Linked DNA regions of Homo sapiens: region 2 is linked to region 1. The links are chromatin loops, found by intact Hi-C in ENCODE. Cell type or tissue: A673. All regions are shown on one strand. Links, peaks and the distances in the headings refer to the core of each region. The heading gives the core; the rest is flanking DNA. Region 1 has its middle 20 kb from the start of MIR3613. Region 2 has its middle 40 kb from the start of C13orf42.

Evidence for each region. Peaks named below come from ENCODE experiments on the same cell type or tissue, not always from the same donor. Only the 100,000 strongest peaks of a DNase experiment are listed, where the experiment ranks them.
Region 2: a loop joins it to region 1, with 17 times the contacts of the local background. A loop is called at or near these places in 57 of 110 quality-filtered maps.

Annotation. Positions count from the first base shown.
Region 1 is chr13:49,971,871-49,980,209 of GRCh38, forward strand. No RefSeq gene overlaps it. Among named protein-coding and RNA genes, the nearest start is that of MIR3613, 20 kb to the right of the region's middle. RefSeq lists silencers at 735-927, 4,823-5,117. In A673, for the core only: a CTCF peak has its summit at 4,973 (motif pointing right); DNase peaks (open chromatin) are centred at 4,161 and 4,981; H3K27ac peaks cover 1,357 bases.
Region 2 is chr13:51,066,631-51,074,969 of GRCh38, forward strand. No RefSeq gene overlaps it. Among named protein-coding and RNA genes, the nearest start is that of C13orf42, 40 kb to the right of the region's middle. In A673, for the core only: CTCF peaks have their summits at 3,608 (motif pointing left) and 3,611 (motif pointing left); a DNase peak (open chromatin) is centred at 3,581.

The DNA of each region.
Region 1 (8,339 bases), core at 12-8,011:
TTGAGGCTGCAGTGAGCCGAGATTGTGCCACCGCACTCCAGCCTGGGTGACAGAACAAGACTCCGTCTCAATTAAAAAAAAAAAAAAGGAAATTTCTGAAGTGATAGTAATGTTCTATGTCTCGATAGCAATTTGGGATACAAAGGTATAGGCATTTATTATTATTAAAACTTGGAAATTTACACACAAGCACATAAGATTTATACATTTCATTGTATACATATTTTACTTCAAAAGAAAAAAGTCAACAAATATTTAACCTAGTCAATGATATACATGCTGAGTTATTTAGGCGGAAGTCTACTGATGTCTACAATTTACTTTTAAATGCGCCCAAAAAAAAAAAAAACAGGGATTGACGAATGCTTAGAGAAAGGTACAGACATGTGATAAGCCAACTATAGTGAAATGTTAGTGGTAGTCTACATGGTAGGTATATGCTGTTCACTATAAAATTTTTTCAACTTTGCTCTGTTTGCAAATTTTCACAATAATATATTGGGGAAATGTCTAGAAATGTGATGCTACCCTAGGTCAGCAGGAACTGTGAAAGATTAGACCTGTATTCTGGTTCCCAGATGCTAGAGCCTTTATTTTTTTTGGGGGGGTGGAGGTGGAGTCTCACTCTGTCGCCCAGCCTGGAGTGCAATGGTGTGATCTCGGCTCACTACAACCTCCACCTCCCGGGTTCAAGTGATTCCCCTGCCTCAGCTTCCCAAGTAGCTGGATTACAGGCACCTTCCAGCATGCCCAGCTAAGTTTTTGTATTTTTAGTAGAGACGGGGTTTCACCAGGTTTGTCAGGCCGGTCTCAAACTTGATCCACCCGCCTCGGCCTCCCAAAGTGCTGGGATTACAGGCGTGGGCCACCACGTCCAGCCTGCTAGAGTCTTTTATACTTGATATAATTTCTTGAATTCTGATTTCTTGAGGTTTTGTTTACTTAAATCTAGTTATCTCATCTCCCTTCTACTTTCACTTTCTGGTTTATCTAGTAATTTGTTCATTCATTTTCAAATATTTACCTTTCCCTACTAGGAACCAGGCCCTGTGTAGGTGCTGGGGATACAGTTTTGCTTCTGCTCCCATGGAGCTTCCATCGTGGCTTATTCCCAGTAACCAGCACCTCCAACTCCCTTAATTCTATCAGGAATGCTGTTTCCTACATCTTTGAGGCTACGACAGAGAGGGCCAGTTTATCCATTGAATAGTATAGGCCCCACACCAAGGGTCTGGGAGCTTTTTACAGTTCTATGAAAAATGTTTTATGCATGAAAAAAAGAATCTCCAATTTACAAAAGAAAATCGCAAAATCCTATACATTGCCAAGGCTGTCGAAATGAACTCCTAGTCTTTTTGATTCCCTCTTTTTTTACAGCTCTGAATACCATAGGACTGCCAGCATTTCGGGCCCCAGTAGCAAATCTAGCCCTAATATAGATGCTGTATGGGAATAAGACACTCCAATAGTCAGATGGATGCCTAAGCTATCATAGCCTAATGACATTGCAACTTCATTCTTTGAACTTCTTGTGCTGATCTGTTGTTCAGCAGTCCACCTTCTGATTCCCATGTAGGTCTGCGGAGAGGATGCAGTATTTCTTTGGGTATTTCTAGTCTCTGTAACAGTGCTTTGTCAGGTAAACCCATAAAATAGCTTGTGATTAAGAGCTGTCACACCACATGTCTAGAATTTGAGAAGGAAATCGGCCAATCCGGGTGCAGTAGCTCACGCCTGTAATCCCAGCACTTTCGGAGGCTGAGGCGGGTGGATCACTTGAGGTCAGGAGTTCGAGACCAGCCTGACTAACCTGGTGAAACCCCGTCTCTACTAAAAATAAAAAAAATTAGCTGGGTGTGGTGGTGGGCACCTGTAATCCTAGCTTGGGAGACTGAAGTAGGAGAATTGCTTGAACCTGGGAGGCAGAGGTTACGGTGAGCCGAGATCGCACCACTGCACACCACCTGGGTGACAGTGTGAGACTCCATCTCAAAAAAAAAAAAAAAGGCAATCATGTCAACATTATTATTATTTTTTTGGTCCCTTATGGCCATACATTTCTCAGTGTAAATTAAATTGCTAATTTAAGAGGGACAAGGAATAGTCTTGCACATCTTCTCATCCATACTTTTAGTTTTAAACTTAGTTCTAGTTGATTCAGGCCTTGTGAAGCCTTGTTTTATCTTATTCTCAGCATCTAGGTTCTAACCCCTACTGTTCTCCCATTATTGACTGTCCCTTGCCAGGCCTCTCTTAACAGCTGAACCCTGGGCTTCTGTTTCTCCATCTTTTTTTTTTTTCTTTTGAGACGGAGTCTGGCTCTTATTGCCCAGGCTGGAGTGCAATCGCGTGATCTCGGCTCACTGCAACCTCTGCCCCCTGGGTTCAAGCGATTCTCCTGCCTCAGCCTCCTGAGTACCTGGGATTACAGGCATGTGCCACCACACCTGGCTAATTTTGTACTTTCAGTAGAGATAGGATTTCTCCATGTTGGTCAGGCTGATCTCGAACTCCGGATCTCAGGTGATCTGTCCACCTTGGCCTCCCAAAGTGGGAGGCCACCGTACCCGGCCTGTTTCTCCATCTTTAACTGTGTTGTTTTAGGTCCTCTTGGGTAAAGCCCCGTCAACTCAATCCCCAGGTTTTTTGGGCCATAATGATGCCCCTGAGGTTTGTGCTCCCGGAATGCCCCAGAGCTGGAAACTAGGCAGCTTTTGCACATAAAATTACTTTATTATAAAGGTTTCCCACTAATACATACTAACAAGTATGAGATATTGATTTTAAAAACTTTGTTTTAACCAAAGAAAATAACAGAACAATGCCTTATAAGCCAATATTTAAATAAAACAGAGCATTATGAAATATTTTATTTTTATTTGTTGGTAATTATATCTGGATGGCTCATGAAATTACTGTAACATCCTTGATTTTATTGTTCCCTCAGGAATTTCCTCTCTATTTTAAATAAAATGTGTTTTATGCACTGAGTACATTTAGTATCTCCACTCTGTTAGACAATTACAACACTGTAGATACACAGAGCTATGCAATGTGCCTATTTTAACTATAGATTAGCTTCCTAGGAAGAACAGTGTTGGTATCCTTTGCCATTTAGAGTCAAAAGGAGTCTGATGGCAGTTCTTTACAGTGACTGTTGAGATGACTGAATCTTCCTGAGCCAAGTCTTCACATCTCTATTTTGTTGTTTTAATTTGAATAACTATGAAAAGATTGATTTTTTTTTTTTTTTTTTTTTAGGACAGGGTCTCACTCTGTCACCCAGGCTGGTGTGCAGTGGTGCGATCATGGCTCACCGCAGCCTCCATCTCCCTGGCTCAGGTGATCCTACCATCTTAGCCTCCCAAGTAGCTGGGACTACAGGCTCCCACCACCACCCCCGGCTAATTTTTGTATTTTTTGTTAATCCTCCCACCTTGGCCTCCCAAGGTGTTAGGATTACAGGTGTGAGCCACTGTGCCCAGCCAAAAAAGACTGAAATCTTTTATTTCTGATGGAGACCTCAAAGAGCTCACTGCATAGGACTGACCCCAGGTTGCCTTTATATTTCCTGCATTTTTCTCCTGTTGCTCTTCAGAGAAGCTGTATGATATAAATGAATGAATGAATGTGTGTGTGTGTACACACACATATATCTCCATTCAAAAGCTATAGCACATGCATGTTTGTGTGTATGTGTATATATGTGCATGTATATAAGTATATATGCATACACACATATACACACACACAAAGGTACAGAAAATATATATCTTGTGACTAAAATTCCCTGAACTACCAGTAACTCCAGAAATTCTATTCTGGAAAACAATGGCTAACATCTAATTCATTATCTTAGAATTATCACAAAAGGAATATGAAAATGTGGTTTCTAGTGCAATGCAGTTAAGATAGGTATTCTTGTAGGCCATGGTTCCAAGAAATTTGTTTGACAACTGTACTGAGTAGTATATTTCTCCACTTCCTTTATTTTTTTCCCTTACCTTTTTTGAAAAAAAAAAAATGAAGAAAAATGTGTTCCTCTTTCAAGTTCTTTTTCTCTCCTGGCTTATACAGTATGTTACCAGCAGAACTTTCTCTAAAATGAAAGGAAGTCATTGCTAAGAAGAGACAAAAAGTTAACAGGATTAAGGGAGTAAAAAGGCACATGGAATTTCTGGGTGTGTCCAGAATCTGAGAAGATTTGAAAAGAGGAGCAGAAAGAATTTTTGTATTTTAGAAGTTGAGGGGCCCTCCTGGCCTAGTTTGAAAAACACAATCAGATACAATTTGAAAAAAGTCCAACAAAATCTAGTGGGAAGATAAGCTAGAATCTTGTTACAAAAAGTGTCACGGGCCTTGGTTGTATATTTTAAATGAACTTCTTAATTTCATATCAAAATGCGTAGATACCTCCTGACCCCCATTCTTGCCCTCCTCCATTTCCCTGTTAAATCCTGACCTTTCTCTGTAGACCTTCCCATTTCCACCCTGGAGGTCTGGCTGTCAGGACTACTCTCAGGTTGCCTGGGTCTCCACGGTGGCACCCATTAGCCGTGTTGCTTCTGGGCAGGGCATCTGTTTCTGTGCAAAGAGAAAATGCTAGGGTGAGTCACCAGTCCTTCTCTCCTAACAAAAAAGCATTGTACTGTACAGTTTGATTTCGGCTCTTGTGTGCAACTTGTGATTGCAAACTAATGGGGACATGAGGCACAGCTCCAGTGACACACCTCTCAGGTTGCATTATAATGATCTGATTGGGATGTACCCCATTAGACCGTGAGATCCTTTAAGCCTAGGATGCTTTTATTTTTGTGTTCCCAGCCCTAAGCACACTGTGCCTAGCTCAGGGTAAGCACTAAACAAATGTTTCTTGATGAGAATGCTACAGGAGGAAGGGAAGGGTTGTACTCTACACAAAGAGCGGAAAAGCTACCCTTTAAGAAAGAGACTCATCTTCGCATGGCCTGCAGAGGGCGCTCTTGCATCATAGCTATACCATGCATCCTTTGCCCATCACTGGTTTCCTTGAGCAGTACCTTTTTGGTAAAACCACAGGTGTGAGACTTTGGAAATTTAGACTTAAACCTGCCCAAACACATTAGAATATCATCAGTTGCACAGAACAAATCCACATTACAATTATTCCAAAGGGACAAGAACATTCCAGAATTTGCTTAAAGAATACTAAGCCATGACATCTCAGAAAGTCAAACCTAAAGAAGAAAAATTGCCTGGTTAGTCTTCCGGGAAATGTTAATAATTCTTAAATTTGGAAGGCTCCTTATACTCACTTGATGAGCCAGTTCATCTAATCCAACTACCTCATTTCTCAGATGAGGAAACTGAAGTTTATAAAATTCCTCAAGGTGATGTATCTACAGAAAAATTATACTCTCAATTCAGGCTTTAGATGTGTGTTGAAAACATGGCAAGGTGTCCATTTGGAAAAAATGCACCTAGAGCTTTCTCTCTCTCTCCCTCTCCTTATTTAAATAGAAAGATTTAAAAATAAAAATATGGCCAGGCATGGCATCTCATGCCTGTAATCCCAGCACTTTGGGAGGCCAAAGTGTCAGGAATGCTTGAACCCAGGAGTTCGAGACCAGCCTGGGCAACATAGCGAGACCCAGTTTCTACAAAAAATTAAAAATTAGCCAGGTATAGTGGCATGTGCCTATAGTCCCAGCTACTCAGGAGCCTGAGGCAGGAAGATAGCTTGAGCCTAGGAGGTCAAAGCTTCAGTGAGCTGTGATCACACCACTGGACTCCAGCCTGGGCAACAGAATGAGATCCTGTCAAAAAAAAAAAAAAAAGTACTGTAGTAACTGCTGAATAAAATACATAAGACTGGAAAGACACTATTTTAATGGTGAATCTGGACAGCACTCCAAGGGTACATTTTAACAGGTTGGAAGTAGGCTTTTAACATATTATGGGGGGGATCAACTGAGTAATAAATAACACAGAATTAAAAAGTGTTGGTTAGCCAAACTGACCATCAAATTGAGAGCCAAAAAGCCATTAAGTTATGATTCTGGACAAGGCTCTGATTGCCACAGTTCAGAAAAGTTATTTGACATCTTTTTCACATTGTTAAGCTTAAAAAACAAACCCAAACTCAAATCCCCAAACCCTCAAAGCATCAAGTGCTTGAAGCATTTCTAATATACCTTCCGCATCAACCCTCACCTCCTTCTTGTTTCAGAGAAACCATGATCCTCCTCCAGGCTGGTTCTTAATCAGCACCCCCTCCCTTCCCTGGGTGCCTCCCATTTGTAGGCAGCCATTATTGGGCTGTATTCTGGTTGTGTTGAGGCTGGCAGGAAAGAGGAACAAGGATAGCATGTTCATGTGGTGTGAGTGGTCTCAGCTTCTAGGCATGCTGGGGGAAAGGGCAGTCCTGTGGCCCTGTGAGAGGCCCACTCAGACCCTGGCCAGCTCTAAGGGCTAAAGCAGCTCTGAGGTGTAGCACTTCACTTCCATCGGTTTTAGAGGCCCTACCTGGGGAGAAAAACGGCAGAAAAGCAGCCCTCAAAGAAATGCTACCATGGGATATGGCCTCAAGAGAGGAGCCTCAGCCTGAGATGAGTTGGGGGGTGGCCTTGAAGAAAAGAGGCCCTGGCTTCAGGGGCGTGGGGGAAGACAGATAAGGTGTTGGAAGGAAGCCACTCAGGATTCTTTGGAAAGCGAGGACAGTGAAGTTGGAGATTAAGGACCCGTAAACAGGGCAAATTACAGGAATTCTCCCCAGCCAACGGGAAGGGAAGGGCAGGGCCTGAGCACTTTCCTGGCCTCTCAAATTTGAAGATGCCTGGGGGTCACTGGGGAATCTTGTTGAAATGCAGAATCTGATCCAATAAGTCTAGAATCCTGCCTCAGATTCTGGATTTCTACCAAGCTCCCTGGTGAGGCTGCAGGTTCTTAGGCCCCACTTTCAGAAGCAAGGGTGTCTTCTAGACTTCAGAATAGAGAAAGTTGAACAACAGAGACCATGTACCAGAGAGTCATCTATGGGCAAATTCGTTCGGAGGAAGTCCTTCTAGCTCCAGTTCAAATTCAAGGTTGTCTTTGCAGATTCCCAGGTAGTAAAAGGATTTTAGGAGTTCAATTATTGGGCAAGGAGGGGAAAGGATCCCAGATTTAAGGACCCCTCATCAATATCCATTGGGGCTGGGAAGAAGAGTGGCTGGTTTTCCATTAGGTAGGGGGCCCAGATCACTAATAATCAGGGCGATCTGGTGAGGCAGAAGATGCCAGCAAGAAATGCCCTGGAGGGCCTGAAGCAGCTGCTGAATTCCCCATGAGCAGCTTTTCACATGCTACCTGAAGGCAGCCACTGGGAGGTTTTGAAAGAAGATACTAAGTGACTCCGCACTAGCACTTGCCACACTAGATAACCTGGTGAGAGAAGCTGCTAATTGTAATAGAGGCAGAATGTTATCTGTACTGTTTAAAACAAGTTTTCCAGGGGGAAATGAGGACAGGCCAATGCAGCCAGAAAGCACTGGGTGTTGGCTTTGCAGAAAGCTGTTAGGAACAGGGTTGCCAGGTGTCCTGTTTTGAACTGGACAGCATGGTATTTTAGCTTCTAGTGTACGAAAATGCAGTAAATGCCTGTTTTTTAAAAAAGTCATTGTTGCGGCGGGGCGCGGTGGCTTACCCCTGCAATCCCAGCACTTTGGGAGGCCAAGGTGGGCGGATCACCTAAGGTCAGGAGTTCAAGACCACCCTGACCAACATGGAGAAACCCTGTCTCTACTAAAAATACAAAAAAAAAAAAAAAAAAAAAAAAAAAAAAAAGCCAGGAATGGTGGTGCATGCCTGTAATCCCAGTTACTCAGGAGGCTGAGGCAGGAGAATCACTTGAACCCAGGATGCAGAGGTTGTGGTGAGCTGAGATTATGCCATTGCACTCCAGCCTGGGCAACAAGTGCGAAACTCCATCTAAAAAAAAAAAATCGTTATTATGGCCAGGCGCGGGGGCTCATGCCTGTAATCCTGGCACTTTGGGAGGCTGAGGTGGGTGGATCATGAGGTCAAGAAATCGAGACCATCCTGTCCAACATGGTGAAACCCTGTCTCCACTAAAAATACAAAAATTAGTTGGGCATGGTGCCACGGTGCCTGTAGTCCCAGCTACTCGGGAGGCTGAGTCAGGAGAATCGCTTGAACCTGGGAGGTGGAGGTTGCAGTGAGCCAAGATCGTGCTACTGCACTCCTGCCTGGTGACAAGAGCGAGACTCCGTCTCAAAAAAAAAAAAAAAAATCATTATTATTTCACATGTGCTTTATATCTTATGTTTTGATTTATTTTTAATCAGCAGGGGTTTGTAATT
Region 2 (8,339 bases), core at 283-8,282, 1.1 Mb after region 1:
GCCTGTAGCTGTTCCAACACACATGCTAGCTTTGGTGTAAAAACAGAGAACAAATAAATACATTTAGTAAAATCAAAGGCTGGGGTAAGCCCTCCAGGCAGTGTGGAGGTGTGGGGCACTAGAGGGATGTGACTCATGGTTAAGACAGTCTGTCGAGGACCACAACGCCACAGACTGGGGCCGTCCACTGAAACGAACGTCCAGGCATCGCACGCCCTCCTGGAAGACTTCAGCATCTTTCCCTTGGCATCCGAAGTTTGCTGAAAGATTCTTCCCTTCTCAGTAGGCACTCCTTCACTCTCCGCTGTTGGCCTCCCTCTCCTATCCTGCCTGCCCTTCTTTCTGTCACTCTCCTTAGAAAGACTTCCTGGTCCTCCTTCCACTCAGCCTTTCTGGCTCCTTTGCTTTTACTCTCCCTGCTTAACTCACGCCAGCTCCTCCATAGAAGGACTTGACACCTGGAGAGACTGGTTTCAGCCCCCTCTTCTTTCTGAAATGGGGACTTTACTTATTCTCAAAAGCTGGACTCTATGTGCTGCTCCTCTGTGGAAGGAACATGTGGTCAGGAGGAGAAAAAAAAAAGGCTCAGGAATAGATGATTTCCATAATTACGCTTCGCAAACCCTTGCCTCCATTCAGCTGACACTCTTTCTTTCTGCCCTGCCAAGCGGGCTTGCTCTGGCGCTCTCTCACAAACCCCCTCCCCACCCCCAACCCGCTTTTTCAAACACATACACCAGCACCCTCACATTTCACAATAAGTAAATGGTTTAAAAAAAAAAAATCTCCATTTTCTTTTTCATGCGGCAGATGGCAGTTCTCAGGAACTTGGTGGAAATTAGGCTTTCTGATTTTCTGATAAATTTCAACATCTCACACAAAAAGCACAAGCTCATTTTGATTCTGATGTTAAGTACCATATGGCATATCACCCGTGGAACGTGGCAGCTTCATAACCAGGGTAACAAGGAAGGGAGGGTCTTTCCTGTAACAACGAGGCTGAGTGGGAATGAACCAATTGGATTCCTGGGTGAATACCATTTGATAATAATATTGTATATGACAGTGGAGTAATTATCCCTCTTTTATGGTATGTGTTAATTTTCACTGCCAGTTTCCCTAATTACAACTGCCACCCAACGGACTACTTTTTGTAAATACTCTGTAAACATTTGAAAAGACATAGACAGTGCTTGTACCAAAAAAAAAAAAAAAAAGTCCCTAGATTTTGAAACTGTCTGGAAAATTGGCTGACGTTTTATATGTTTTTCAATTGCATAGACAGCCAGGGAGGAAATTTCACTATATGGAAATTCCCCTTCTCTCCTCCATGACATAATGGACCTCCCTGCCGATACTGTGACTGTTGTTTTGAGGGATATTTTTCGCTGTTACCTTTTTCTATATTAAGTGCGCAGTTTCATGATCTTTGACAAATGTACACTATTGTGTAGCTCACACCCTAATAAAGATATGGAACATCTCTGTGGTCATGGAAATTTCCCCGGTACCCCTTCTCAATCAGTCCTACCACCCTCAGCTGCCCCTATTCCGATTACTATCATATTATCGCCACAGACTAGTTTTGCTTGCTCTTGAACTTCACGTGAATACAGTCTGTTCTCTGTTGTGCCTGGCTTAACTTGTTAACTCACTTTTGGTGCATTGAAGAGTTCAAACACCATTCCCCAAATTAGTAACATGTATGTAAACACAGTCTCGCTTGATGCGTGTCCTGTGATAAGTGATGAGATCCAATAAGCCACATCTCATCTCCCGTGATCTATGTATGATGTGCGATGAGAAACACAAATCTTTTATTTTTCATGGACTTGCAGGGAGGGCGGGATACCATTGGGAGGTCGCTGGAGTAAACCTCTATCATTTAAGGAAAGAAACTAGAGGGAGAATGCAAGGTAAGAGTGTCTGAGAGGAAGATAGGACCCTGATCTGGTTTTTGGTGGTTTGTTTGTGCATTTCTGGGAACGCAGCTGCCTCATTCCTGGTAGGAAGCCTTTCCTGTGGTTGATTTGTTGCCCCCAGTCTACCTCAGACTGCCTGGCTTCTGAGCCGCTGCTGGCTTTCTTTCCAAGGCCTACATCAGCAGAGGAAGGTGTCCCCGGACACAAGACAGGGTGTGGCTGAAGCTGGGCTCCCAGAGGCCCGTCTGTTAAAAAATACGCCCCCACCCCCCACCCCCCAGGCCTGCCAGGTCTCTGAAATTCTCATTCCTTTTAGCTACAACTTGGGAAACTTCTGACAGAATAAAAATATATTCCTTTGGCTGAACAGATTAGCTAGTATTCACCTAAGAAGGAAAAGGACATAGAACAGTTCAACTTTGATGTGTGTGCTTCAGAGGGACTGAGAGGATCAATTTCCACATCAGTCCAAGGCATAGAGTGCTCTCTGAGAGGCAGGCTCTGCAGAGGGAGGTCTCCATCACCTAGGGACCGCAGAGGCACAGAATGAAAGAGTTCAGCTTTACTCGTGTGGCAGGTGGTACTGGGATGGCCTTGAGTTTTCTCCCTTGGTAGGATTAATATCTCATTGAAAGATGTCTTGAGGCTGGGATAACCTGGCTAAAGGTGGAGCTATGATAAACAGCCAGATCTCTTTTGGCATATTTGCGTATTAGAAACTTTAGTATGCAGCAACAACTGAGTCAGCTATCAGTAAGAATCTTCAGGAAAAAAATAACCAGAAGACAGGGCGGTTTGTTTTCCTAAATGTTCATAGTAAGTGCTTGTACTCTTTTCATGCCAGCTGTAATAATAATCACTCACTTTCACCAAGCCTCACAATATGCCTGGCACAAAGCACTTTCCATGTTTTAGAATGAGCCACATGAAATTGCCATTTTTTACAGGTCAAAGACTTTAGAATTGAACGAACTGAACCACTTGCATTTCGTTCTACTTAATATTAATTCAGCCTTACCACAATCCTATAGTGTAGGTCCTATTATCATAAACACCCTTGACTGATGGGAGCATTGAGGTGAAGAGACATGAAGTAGCTTCCTTGAGGCTCCAAAACTAGTTAGTGTCAGAGCTGGTATTCACAACCAGGCCTATGTCCTATATCACCTTCAAGAGAAGAATAAAACTAGCTGCTGTTAACCCCTCTCTTTTTTCTGGAAGAGGTTTAGGCCTGTCTTGGAGTCAGACAATATCTTCAGAAAAAAAATCTCTTTTTCCAGGAATGTCAAAACTCTGGCTTATGTGAGCCCATTTTATTTCATCAGCCACACTGGAAAGTGAGGTTTGATTCACACATGTGGTTGAGTACAATGTTGTGAAAAACACCTGAAAATGGGCTCTGAATGTGGAATTCTGAATCCTTTGATTTCAGACAAGAGGTCCTTTGATTTCCCCTTAGGATGGATGAAACCAGCAAGAACTGAGGCATTTCCTACAGGGTGGTAACCAGCTAGTGAACCCAGCTCACCTCCTCAATTGCTAACGGCCCCATACTCGTTGACAATGATATCTGTGTATTCTAAGAACTAGAGGGCAGGGCTCTTTCCTTTTCAGTTTGATTTTCAAATCTTCAGCGATGCATTAAGAGGACCAGCGGGATTGCTGAGCGTAAAGCGCCACCGTGTGGCCAAAGCCCCACATGCCAACAGGACGCTGTGTAAGTCATTCCCGCAGGAAGGGAGGCAGGAGGTGTGTGGCTCTGAAGACTCACAAATCCTGACCAGGTGCAGGATCATGGCTCAGAGGACTGGGCTCAAGTCTGAGTCTTCACCCTGCAACTGGTACTTGAGGTCTGGAGTAATCATGAAAAAGTCCTCTGTCTTTCCCAAGTGATAGTGCCCCTCAGTGTAAAATGAGGCTACAACCTTCTCCAGGTGCAGTGGTCCCAGAACTGCAAAGAGAATATACATCTGACTTTGTACATTATGTACAGAACCCAGGCAAGAATGGAGGTGAGGTCTCGCAACACTGGCACTCGAGGTAAGGGCTCCTCAAGACCAAAGTCAACAATCTTCAAATCTAACCTAATCTATACTTCCATTTGATAAAGGAAAAGTTGCAAATAAACCAGGTGATCTGGGGACTATATATAAGGAGGCATGACAAAAAAGGATTGTTACATTGTAACCAACTGAATGTAACTTGCAGATTTATGTATTTTGAGAGCCCTAATAATAATAATAATATGAACTGAATATTTATTGTGCTTACTCTGCCAGACACCAGGCCAAGGGCTTTATGTGCATTATGCTATCAGGTGCTCATGAGGGTCCCATGAGCCCAATCTTAACCACAAGTCGGTGCAGTGCTGTCTTCTTCAAAACAGCTTTCTCAGGAGACTGTACTTCCTCCAATTGAAACATTTTGAGAATTTCTCTTTTACAGCTACTTTCAGAGTGTGTGGCACAATTTTTGAATATCCTAAGTGATAGCAAATCAACATTCTTTCATTATGACAATAGTTAACAGTTACTATCTACCAGGCACTTTAACAGGTGTAAATTCATTTAACCTTCACCATGACACTATATGTTAGGAAATGTTATTATCGTGCCCAATTCCCATTTGAGAAAAATAAGGCGTAGAGGGCCTAAATCATCTGCCCACTTTTACACAGCCAGGGCCTCAGGCCTGCAGCTTGGATGAGACCGTGTGAGACAGGGTGAGGCTGGGTAGTTTTTTCTTTGCATGAGGGGGTACTCGGGATCCAGAGTCCATCCGCACTCCCACCCAGTGCAGGCCAGAGACCACTCAGTGAAAGGAGCACCTAAGTCATGAATGACACTTCAGCTGCCCGTGGGCTTCTGCTACAGGCAACTGTCTCTCAGCAGGGCTTGAGTTTTAGAAACAGTCAGAAGGAGTGCAGAGCTGGGTCTCATGAGACAGGTTAGTGAGCTTTCAGCTGTGGACAGTCCGATTTTGAATAAAAATTGAGACTGTTTTTCTCACCTGGCTGTGAAGCCTGCTCCACCAACCCTGCCGGTCTCCCATGCCGCTTCCCCTCTCGCCCTCTGGGCTCAGTCCGCACCCTTGGAGCACTTCCTGCTCATTGGCCCACTCTTTCTCGAACCTTGCTTGCTCCTCCTCTGCTTAGCTTCTGCATGCTGGGGTACTCCAGGCCTCAGGTGTCAGCTTCCTCCCTCTTACATCTCCACTCAGCACCTAGGTGACCTCACCTCCCTGTGGCTTCAAATTCCACCTCTGCGAGGATGGCCCCGGGATTACACCCTAGACCAAGCCATTCCCCTGAGCTCTACACAAAGATACCTAATTTCCCATTTGACATCTCTACTTGGAGGTCTACGGAAAGCTCTAAGTAAACATACCTAAAATAGATCTCTTGATTTCCCTCGCCACCAAATACCCCTGCCCATCAGCCCATCCCTCATTCAACTCAATAAAGGGAACCTCTATCACGATCCCATGTCTCCATATCGAATTCACAGCAAACCTAAATACTGGAAGGTTCTCCTTCAGAGTTGATCCTAAATCCAATCATCTTTGGTTACTTCCCTATCCCCACCCTGATCAAGCTACTCCCTCAGGACCCTACAGAGCTGCTCAACAGCTGTCCCCACCCCACCCCCATCCCCAGTCAAAACCTCACCCAACAGCCAGAATCATCTTTTAAAAACGTGATCAGATTGTGTTATTCCCTTGCTCAGAACCCTCGAGCACTCCTGGGCACCTTCCTTCCTTCTCCTCAAGATCCCTTGATGCCGTTTCACATGGAGCCTTCCTTTGCCTGGGCAGTTCTCCTCCTGGTCTCCTCCTGGTCCTTTGCCTGGGCAGTTCTCCTTCTGGTCTCCATTAATCCCCCATTTCATTCCATTAAAGTGTCACCACCTCTGAGAGGCCTCCACTGACTGAACTCCCCACCTTCCGCCTCTCTACACTCTGTGCCTTTCTCCACCAGACTTCACAGCATTTCACCCCCGGCCCTTTATTCTACGTAAATATATATGCATGTCATAGATGACTACTTATTGCCTATACACCTCTGCCCCCAAATTTAAAATCTCTGAAGGAAGGGATCTGGTCCTATTCTGCCTTCAGGGCCTAGAAGAGTGCTTGGCAAATACGGGTGCTCAGTAATGCACTACAGATCAGTCAGGGCCATCTTGGAGCTGCCTCGCATGAGCCATAATCCCTCTAGCACAGATGCCTTGCATGGTATTCCCTCGGCCTGAGTCTCTCTCCATGGCCCATGGCTCTTGACTTTTTTTTTTTTTTTTGTACTTTAAGTTCTAGGGTACATGTGCACAATGTGTAGGTTTGTTACATAGGTATACATGTGTCATGGTGGTTTGCCGCACCCATCAGCTCATCATTTACGTTAGGAATTTCTCATAACGCTATCCCTCCCCAAGCTTCCCACCCCGCAATGGGCCCTGGTGTGTGATGTTCCCCTCCCTGTGTCCATGTGTTCTCATTGTTCAACTCCCACTTATGAGTGAGAACATGCAGTGTTTGGTTTTCTGTCCTTGTGATATTTTGCTAAGAATGATGGTTTCCAGCTTCATCTTTGTCCCTGCAAAGGACATGAACTCATCATTTTTTATGACTGCATGGTATTCCATGGTGTATATGTGCCATATTTTCTTTATCCAGTCTATTATTGATGGACATTTGGGTTGGTTACAAGTCTTTGCTGTTGTGAATAGTGCCACAACAAACATATGTGTGCATGTGTCTCTATAGTAGCATGATTTAAAATCCTTTGGGTATATACCCAGTAATGGGATTGCTGGATCTAATGGTATTTCTAGTTCTAGATCCTTCAGGAATCGCCACACTGTCTTCCACAATGGGTGAACTAATTTACACTCCCACCAACAGTGTAAGAGCATTCCTATTTCTCCACATCCTCTCCAGCATCTGTTGTTTGTGACTTTTTAGTGATAACCATTCTAACTGGCGTGAGATGGTATCTCATTATGGTTTTGATTTGCATTTCTCTAATGACCAGTGATGATGAGCATTTTTTCATATGTCTGTTGGCTCCATAAATGTCTTCTTTTGAGAAGCATCTGTTAATATCCTTTGCCCGCTTTTTAATGGGGTTGTTTTTTCTTGTAAATTTAAGTTCTTTGTAGATTCTGGATATTAGCCAGTTGTCAGATGGATAGATTGCAAAAATTTTCTCCCAATCTGTAGGTTGCCTGTTCACTCTGATGATAGTTTCTTTTGCTGTGCAGAAGCTCTTTAGTTTAATTAGATCCCATTTGTCAATTTTGGCTTTCATTGCCATTGCTTTTGGTGTTTTAGTCATGAAGTCCTTGCCCATGCCTATGTCCTGAATGGTATTGCCTAAGTTTTCTTCTAGGGTTTTTATGGTTTTAGGTCTTACATTTAAGTCTTTAATCCATCTTGAGTTAATTTTGTATTATGTGTAAGGAAGGGATCCAGTTTCAGCTTTCTACATATGGCTAGCCAGTTTTCCCAGCACCATTTATTAAATAGGGAATCCTTTCCCCATCGCTTGTTTTTGTCAGGCTTGTCAAAGATCAGGTGGCTGTAGATGTGTGGTGTTATCTCTGAGGCCCCTGTTCTATTCCATTTGTCTATATCTCTGTTTTGTACCAGTACCATGCTGTTTTGGTTACTGTAGACTTGTAGTATAGTTTGAAGTCAGGTAGCGTGATGCCTCCAGCTTTGTTCTTTTTGCTTAGGATTGTCTTGGCTATGCGGGCTCTTTTTTGGTTCCATATGAAATTTAATGTAGTTTCTTCCAATTATGTGAAGAAAGTCAGTGGTAGCTTGACGGGGATAGCATTGAATCTATAAATTACCTTGGGCAGTATGGCCATTTTCACGATATTGATTCTTCCCATCCATGAGTATAGAATTTTCTTCCATTTGTTTGTGTCCTCTTTTATTTTGGTGAGCAGTGGTTTGTAGTTCTCCTTGAAGAGGTCCTTCACATCCCTTGTAAGTTGGATTCCTAGGTATTTTATTCTCTTTATAGTAACTGTGAATGGGAGTTCACTCATGATTTGGCTCTCTGTCTGTTGTTGTATAGGAATGCTTGTGATTTTTGCACACTGATTTTGTATCCGGAGACTTTGCTGAAGTTGCTTATCCACTTAAGGAGACTTTGGGCTGAGACAATGGGGTTTTCTAAATATACAGTAATGTCATCTGCAAACAGAGACAATTTGACTGAATGTAGACAGTCAGAGACAATTTAACTGAATACCCTTTATTTCTTTCTCTTGCCTGATTGCCCTGGCCAGAACTTCCAATACTATGTTGAATAGGAGTGGTGAGAGAGGGCATCCTTGTTTGTGCCAGTTTTCAAAGGGAATGCTTCCAGTTTTTGCCCATTCAGTATACTATTGGCTATGGGTTTGCCAT